2 separate regions of the Homo sapiens genome follow, and region 1 is linked to region 2. Evidence: chromatin contacts called from ENCODE Hi-C or POLR2A ChIA-PET data. All regions are on one chromosome and are shown on one strand. Each heading gives the region's core, a stretch centred on a gene start or an enhancer-like site at or near the end of the contact. The rest is flanking DNA. Distances are from core to core; before and after follow the strand shown.

Region 1 (3,139 bases), core at 221-2,720, 2.5 Mb before region 2:
GTAGGATGAGTGAGAGTTGTGTGATCGTTCTGTGTTGTATAGGATAATAGCGAAGGTGGGCAGCTTCCCTGACCACAAACCCTTGTTTTGTATTTTTTTGTTTTCTTTTTGTTTTTGTATGTATCTCTCATCTGCAGAACTGCATTTTCCAAGTACAGCACTGAACTGAACTGTATAAACAGAACCTAGCCAGGATCAAACACACACACACACACACACACTCTCTCTCTCTCTCACTCTCATGTTTATTACTAATATTTTTATTAATCGGATTGATTGAGACCATACCTCACCTGAACCTTTTATGCTCCTCCTAAGCAAAAAATTTAAACCAAGAGAGTTTCCTTTCCAAGGTTTTTATAGCATTCACCGTTTTTATGGTTTGCAATTGTATATTTCTATTCAATTTTTTGTTTGTTTGTTGTTTTTTGGGTTTTTTTTTTTTTTTTTTTGCTTTGCACCCAGCTCTTGAGGATGCTTTTAAGCGGAGGGCTTCCTGCAAAGCAAGATAGAAAAGTCAGAACCTTGAAAAACTTTGCTGACCAAGAACGCTAGTGCAGCAGAGCCAGCCCCATCACAGCCCCGATCCCGGGTGCTAGGGGCGTGCGCAGCCTCGAGAAGAAGCTTGAGAAATAGGAGAATTAAAGAAATTTCTATCAGGGTGGAGCCGGCCACCAAGTTTTTTTTTTTTTTTTTTTTTTTTTTTTTAACAGCACATACTGTGGTAAACCATTTGGTTCATATTGTTTTTGCTAAAGTCAGTCCTGTGTGTGGTTTCGGTACACCGCTTGGGTAACTGTTGAAACTGCTGTGGTTTGAAAATAAGTTCTATTTTGTGTTTTCTTCAGTCTTGTATCCCTTGCCCCCTGTTAATGAAGTCTCCCTGCGGTAGGCAGTCAGCACACCCAAGAGGGTCTTTAATTTCATTTGTCTTTATTCACTGCCGTCTGCTGTGGTCCCCGGTAGTTCCCGCTGCAAATATCTAGGATTGATGGCATCGAACCAGGTGCCAGGATGATGCCTGGCACCTGGTTTGATGCCATCATTCCCAGATGTTTCTATACCCACTTTTTTGGGTTTTGTTTTCATGATTTCCATCCCCTTTTCTGAAATGCGCGTCAGTAAAGCTCTCTCCTTACTCATGTTTTCTGGAGCCATAAAAAAGTATAAAACCCTGGCGTGGGTGCGCGTGGCAGCTTTTGCTTCAGGGCCTGGAGGCAGATTAAAGTTACTTTGTCACGTTTGAGATAAGCTATACCTCACAAAATCGGAAAAAACGATTAAGGAGTTAGCAGAAGTGGTTACATAAAAGCAGGAACTAGACCTAGAAGGTTTGAAAAATACAGCCGCTAAAAATAAATCGCTGAGCAAAAGTGGGAAGTTTGGGCTGAGGGCCGTGGCCCTACAGTGATGCCGGGGGCTTTCTTTGCTCAAAGCGTCTGGTCATTAGCAAGGTCGAGAGCTGGACCGGGCACTCGGCTGACCTCACACGTGTCAGGTCCAAAATCTCCTCTCTTACCAAAGCACAAACACTAACAACTGAGAAAAAAACCGTTGTTGTTGTTGATGTTCCTTCTGAAAACAAGAGGCCAGCAGTTGATGTGCCCTGGTTTCATATTACCATAGTCATGATTTCTAAATAACAACGGTTTCGGCAACAGAGCAAAACCAGGCACAGGCAGTTCTTGGTGTGAACGAAGCTTTTCATCTCTCTGAACATCTCTTTGCGCATCAGAAACCTCAGCTTGAAATGGTAGCAGGCAGAATTCTTAACCGCTCCTCCCAAAAACCAATTTCTTTTTTTTAAACCCCCCAAACCAAGGGAGGAAGATCTTCATTGAAAAGAAGAAGAAAAGCAGCTCAAAAATGACTGATTTATTTGAACCTTCTGTACCGTGGCAGTCGCTCTTGGGGGCCTGGCTGGGGCGTCCTCCCTTTACACCTCCCTCCACATTCTTGCAAATCTGCCTCAGGTGATCACTCCCTGCAGGAACGGCTTCGAGAAATCAAGCAGTGTCCACCCTGGACTTGCTGCCCGTCCCAGGGGGCTACACCGTGTCCTGGGACTTTGAGCTTCTCCCCTGGAAACACTTAACTGTTTCCTCTGCTAGAATCTTGCTATTTGATCCATATCACATAGGTATTCGAGGAAAAATCAAATACCCAAGCATGCACAGTAACATTGCTGTTTCCTGCAAACCAGGAAGGGCAGATGCCTTTATTCCCTTCTCGCTCCCCAGGGTGTTGCTCCAAAGGGCCCCAGGTCCCTGGAGACCCGTGGAATCTGTAACAGGTGGCACCTGGTTCACCAGGACCTCCTGAAGCCCACTGTGTGCCGAGCCCTGGGCTGGAGGGCACCAGGGACATGGGGCAGTATTGGCTGGCATTTGTGGTATGCTGGGCCCGCTTTTCACAGAGCTGACCCTCAGCCGTGCCAGAGGCCAGTGCCACGGGAAGCAGAGTGGTGAGGGACCCTGGGGGAGGGGGGGCTTTCCCGTGGAGGGAGAAGCTGGGCAGAAGCAGGCAGGGGCTCGAGGGACTGGCTGAGGTCACTGTCCCTATCCCCTGCAAACCCACAGGCTGGGGTGCAGGACACTGTCACACTGTCCCCCAGGGTGCCCCTGCCGGTGGCTTTGGTGGCTCCCTGCTCACACTTGCTCTATCTCAGCCTAAACAGCAGACATGGATTGTCCCGCAGTTCTAGAGGCTCAAAGTCCAAGATCAAGGCGCCAGTGGGGTTGGTTTCTTCTGAGACCTCTCCTTGGCCTGGTGCATCTTCACATTGCTGTTCTGTGTGTAGATCTGTGTCCTAAGTTCTTTCAGTGAAGACAGTCATTGATCCTTTGACTTCGTTTTAACTCAGTTACCCCTTTAAATATGCTATCTTCAAGTATGGTTATATTCTAAGGCACAGGGGTTAGGACTTGAACGTATGAACAATTGTTGGGGGGACACAGCCCTTTGTTTGGATTAAGAAACAGGCTGAGGGGGGTGGCCGCCATGCCCCACACCGTCTTCCAGGGCCACTCCCAGCCCCAGGGCTTGGCTGCAGAGCTGAACACAGGCATGATGGGGAAGGGGCTGCCATTTCTTCCCTGAGAAGGCCACTGCCTGTGATGGCATTCCAGTTGGGAGTGCC
Region 2 (3,418 bases), core at 507-3,006:
TAATTTGGTCACTTTCTACTTTTGCAATGACAAGTTTGTCTGTGTGCGTGTGTCCCTTACAGGGAGACCCCCACCCCCACCCCAGGCCCGCCCTGGAAATGCCATTCTTGTGTGTAGCTGCTCAGAAGGCCATGTGGTAAGTTGCTCCCACCTTCTGCGCCCCACCCTGAGTTGGGGAATTCTGTGCCACCCCAAATCTTCCCCTGGGGCCCCACTAGGCGGCTCTGCCCCCTCCTGCCCCAACCTGTCAGATCCTGCATCCTGGGCCAGCCTGCCCCTTGGGCCCCACAGGGAAGAAAAGGCCCTGGAGTCCCCAGGGCTGGGCCCCACGGGATGGTAGCTGGGTGTGGCTCCTAACTCCCTCTCCCCAGTTCCACCAGGTAGCAAGGTGAGAGCCAGCTGAGCTGATGAAATGGGGGACCCTGGAGGAATTCTGGGGTGCAAGGTGACACAGAAGCATCCAACTAGTCCCTCCAGTCCCTTGGAGGGCCTGGCCTGCTGCTGGGTACCCCCGCGCCCCCACCCCCAGAGTTACTCAAAAGGGGAGGCTGCTATCTTACCACCCAGGACGTGGATGAAGAATTGGATCCCTAGCCCCAAGGATGACACTTCAAAAATATTGGGGGCTGAGTGGAAAACATCATCCCCCAAAGCAATGCCCACCCAGGTCTGGGAAGGGTCCTGCGGGTTCCAGACCCCCACTGTGACACGATGGTGGTCGTGGGTGGTGGATAGGGGTCCATCGGCCTTTGTCGAGTCCTGGAGAGGGCAGATGGCAGCGGGACATGCCCAAGGAGACTGGCATGGTTGCAGAGGGCACCCCGCCCCTCGATCTCAGAGTTTTGTTCCTGGCCACCCACCTGGGCACTGGGCCAGGCCCCGAGGCAGGGCCTCCTCCTGAGGAACAATGCAGCCGCGTTCCTCCCGGTGGAGGCTGGAGGATGGAGCGGGAAAGACAGGCACACCGGGAAAGAGGGAGGGATCCAGGGAGGGCCTTGCTCCCAGAGCTACTCCGGGAGCCCGGGGAGTTTCCCAGAGGTCCCAGCGGGTGGGGGAGGGTGCCGGGAAGCCTAGGGGGAGGGGACCCAGACCCAGGGGCTGCATGGCCTGGGACCAGAAAGTCTTTTCTATGGCAGCAGGAGAGGGTTAGGTAGGATAAGAGGAGGAACTTCCTAAGGCTGGAGAAGGCGCTGTGGAACTGGAGCAAGTGGGGGTTCCTGTTTGGTGGCATCCCAGGGCAATACCCAGACCCAGGCCCCCCTCCCCGGGAGGGGTCTGCAGTGCCCAGTGTGCCCTGGGTCTGGGACCGAGCCCACCCGCCAAACCGCCCCTCACCAATCTCTATTCCCAGGGGCTCACGGCCTCCTGGGTTGCCTCTCCCTGGGCAGGCGCAGGCCTTAGACCAACAGGGGTTCCAGAGGTGGGATAGGGGGTTAGACCCTTTGCTCCCACCCTACCCCCGCAGACAGAGCCTTGGGCTTAAAACTCGGGACTGGGACTCAAGTTCAGGGTCCAGAGGGGGAAGTTGGGCTGGGTATGGGGCCCAGGCTGATTTCGGGACAAGGAGGGAGAAAGTTGGCCTTGAGTTGGGGGACGGGACAGAGTTGGGGGACAGGACAGAGAAACTGGGGGCGGGCCGGCTCGGGGGCACATGACGGCGACGCCTGCCCCGCCCCGCGCCCGCCCCCTGCCCGGCCCGGGGAGGGGGGGAGGAGACGGGAAGGTTTTAAAAGCGATTCGGCCCCGCGGCTGGCCGGCCAGTGAGTGGGGTGGAGCGCGGCCGGCGGCCGCCCCCGGCCGGTCTCGGGCCCGCAGCCCGCCCGCCTGAGCCTCGGCCGGCCCGGCCCGGGGCGGCGGCCGGAGCCCGGAGTGCGCGCCCGGCTCCCCTCCCCCCGCGGGTAAGTGGAAGTCAGGAGGGACCCAGGAGGGAGGCCGGGAGCGATCGGCGCCTCGGCGGCAGCGGCGCCGGCAACTTTTCCGCGCCTGGCTCGTGGGCGGAGTGGGGCTGCGCCCGGCGGGTCCCCAAGAGCGTTGCGAGAAGGCGAGGGCGCCGCCCCGCGCGCCTTGAGCGCCCCGCCGCCCGGGGTGGGTCGGGGATCGGGGACAGTGCGTCTGACGGTGGCGACGGCGGCCGCGGAGTCCCGGGGCGCCCCCTACGGAGCGGGGGAAGGGCGGCCCGGCCTCTGTTCCCTTCCCAGTGGCCCCTCCACCCCGACCCCCCAGGGGACGCATGGGAATGCGGTGGGGAGGGCGGGTCCCCGCGCGACTTGGGCAGGTCAAGGTGGGCAGAGAGTTGTCAGGGTGGGAGGGCTTGTGTCCGGCTCGGACATGGGGCTTGGGTTGAGGGGCTTGGATATGCATATGCCTACCCCACTCCTAGCCCCCCGACCTGGCCTTTGGACGGGAGGAATGGGTTGGGGGGGTCTCTCAGAGTTCTTTGGGTGGGGGCGGGGGTGGATACCGGTCCAAGTTCTTGACGTGTCGCCCGCTGGGTAGGGGGAAGGTCTCTTGTTGGGCAGGGGCTGGTGGGAGCTGGGGGGATGTCTCCTTTCCCTTCGGAGAAAAGCGCTCATTCAAGGTTGCATAGGAAGGAAAGCCAGGTTGGGGACCAGCCCTGTGCAGCTTGGGGTCCCCGTGCCTTTTGGCTGAAGGAGGAGGTTAAAAGGGCCCAGACTGAACCCCGACCCCTCTGTCTTAGCCCCAGACTGTTTTCTGATTTTAGCACTAGATTTGGCTGCCCCTAAAGCCCTTAGCCCTAACTGACCTTCCTGCCCAGCCCAGCCCAGCCCAGCCCAGCCAGGCCCCAGACCCAGTGGCTTCTTGAATGTTTTGGCTGTGCAGCTGGCTCCTTGTCACCTGCCCCCTTCCCAACCTTCCCCAGCTGGCAGCCTCTGACTCCTGGTCTATGAGGGTGAGGCTGGGGGCTGGGGGACCCCTGGCATAAGGGGTGTCCTCTGGCAGTCCTGCCCCAGCTGGAGGGCTGTACCCAACAGGTGCCCAGGCTTAGAGGCGAGGTGATGTTGGACACACCCTGTCCGCTCGCCCACATGCCCTGCCCGGGCCAGCCTGGGTACATGTGTTCACATGCCGATGTCCTGGGAAGGCACAGGCCCTGGGGCTGGTGCTAGCTTTGTTCTCTGATCCCGTGAGGCACCCATGGCCCTCTGCCCTTGCAGCACGTCCTCTGGGAGCTCCTTCAAGACCCCAACAGGCAGGCCTTGCCTGTGGATCTAGAGGGGGCCCTAAAATAGGTGCCGGCCTGGCCTGGGGCTGGCACGCGGAGCACATGCGTGACAGGGCGTGTCCAGAGGGTCGGGCCTGTCTGTGCTGGCCTGGCCACTGAGCCTCCGCCGACCCTTGCTCGCTGGAGAAAGACAGCAGAGGCGGATGCTTTAGGAGGGACCCCCGTGTCGTGCCC

Evidence for each region. A loop is a pair of places that touch in the nucleus more often than their neighbours do. ChIA-PET counts read pairs that join two places held with the same protein, here RNA polymerase II (POLR2A). Pooled maps may share reads with other maps.
Region 1: a map of naive thymus-derived CD4-positive, alpha-beta T cell shows a loop between it and region 2 (17-fold over the local background). The contact joins the enhancer-like site here to the promoter of MIR23AHG in region 2. A Hi-C loop is called at or near these places in 1 of 168 maps with a recorded cell type or tissue (naive thymus-derived CD4-positive, alpha-beta T cell), 1 of 37 single-sample maps with no recorded cell type and 4 of 50 pooled maps. POLR2A ChIA-PET finds 5 or more read pairs at or near these places in 1 of 52 experiments (naive thymus-derived CD8-positive, alpha-beta T cell).

Annotation. Positions count from the first base shown.
Region 1 is chr19:16,365,067-16,368,205 of GRCh38, reverse strand. All of the region lies in intron 22 of EPS15L1 (epidermal growth factor receptor pathway substrate 15 like 1), which reads left to right. Among named protein-coding and RNA genes, the nearest start is that of KLF2, 42 kb to the right of the region's middle. RefSeq lists enhancers at 1,416-1,645, 1,796-1,865. Within about 2 kb of position 1,470, at least 14 of the 41 ENCODE cell types and tissues checked have a DNase peak (open chromatin) inside an H3K27ac peak, as active enhancers do.
Region 2 is chr19:13,841,256-13,844,673 of GRCh38, reverse strand. MIR23AHG (miR-23a/27a/24-2 cluster host gene) reads left to right here and starts at 1,756. Exons shown (of 1, transcript NR_036515.2): 1 at 1,756-3,418. RefSeq lists silencers at 1,595-2,324, 2,785-2,844 and a cis regulatory region at 1,350-2,858.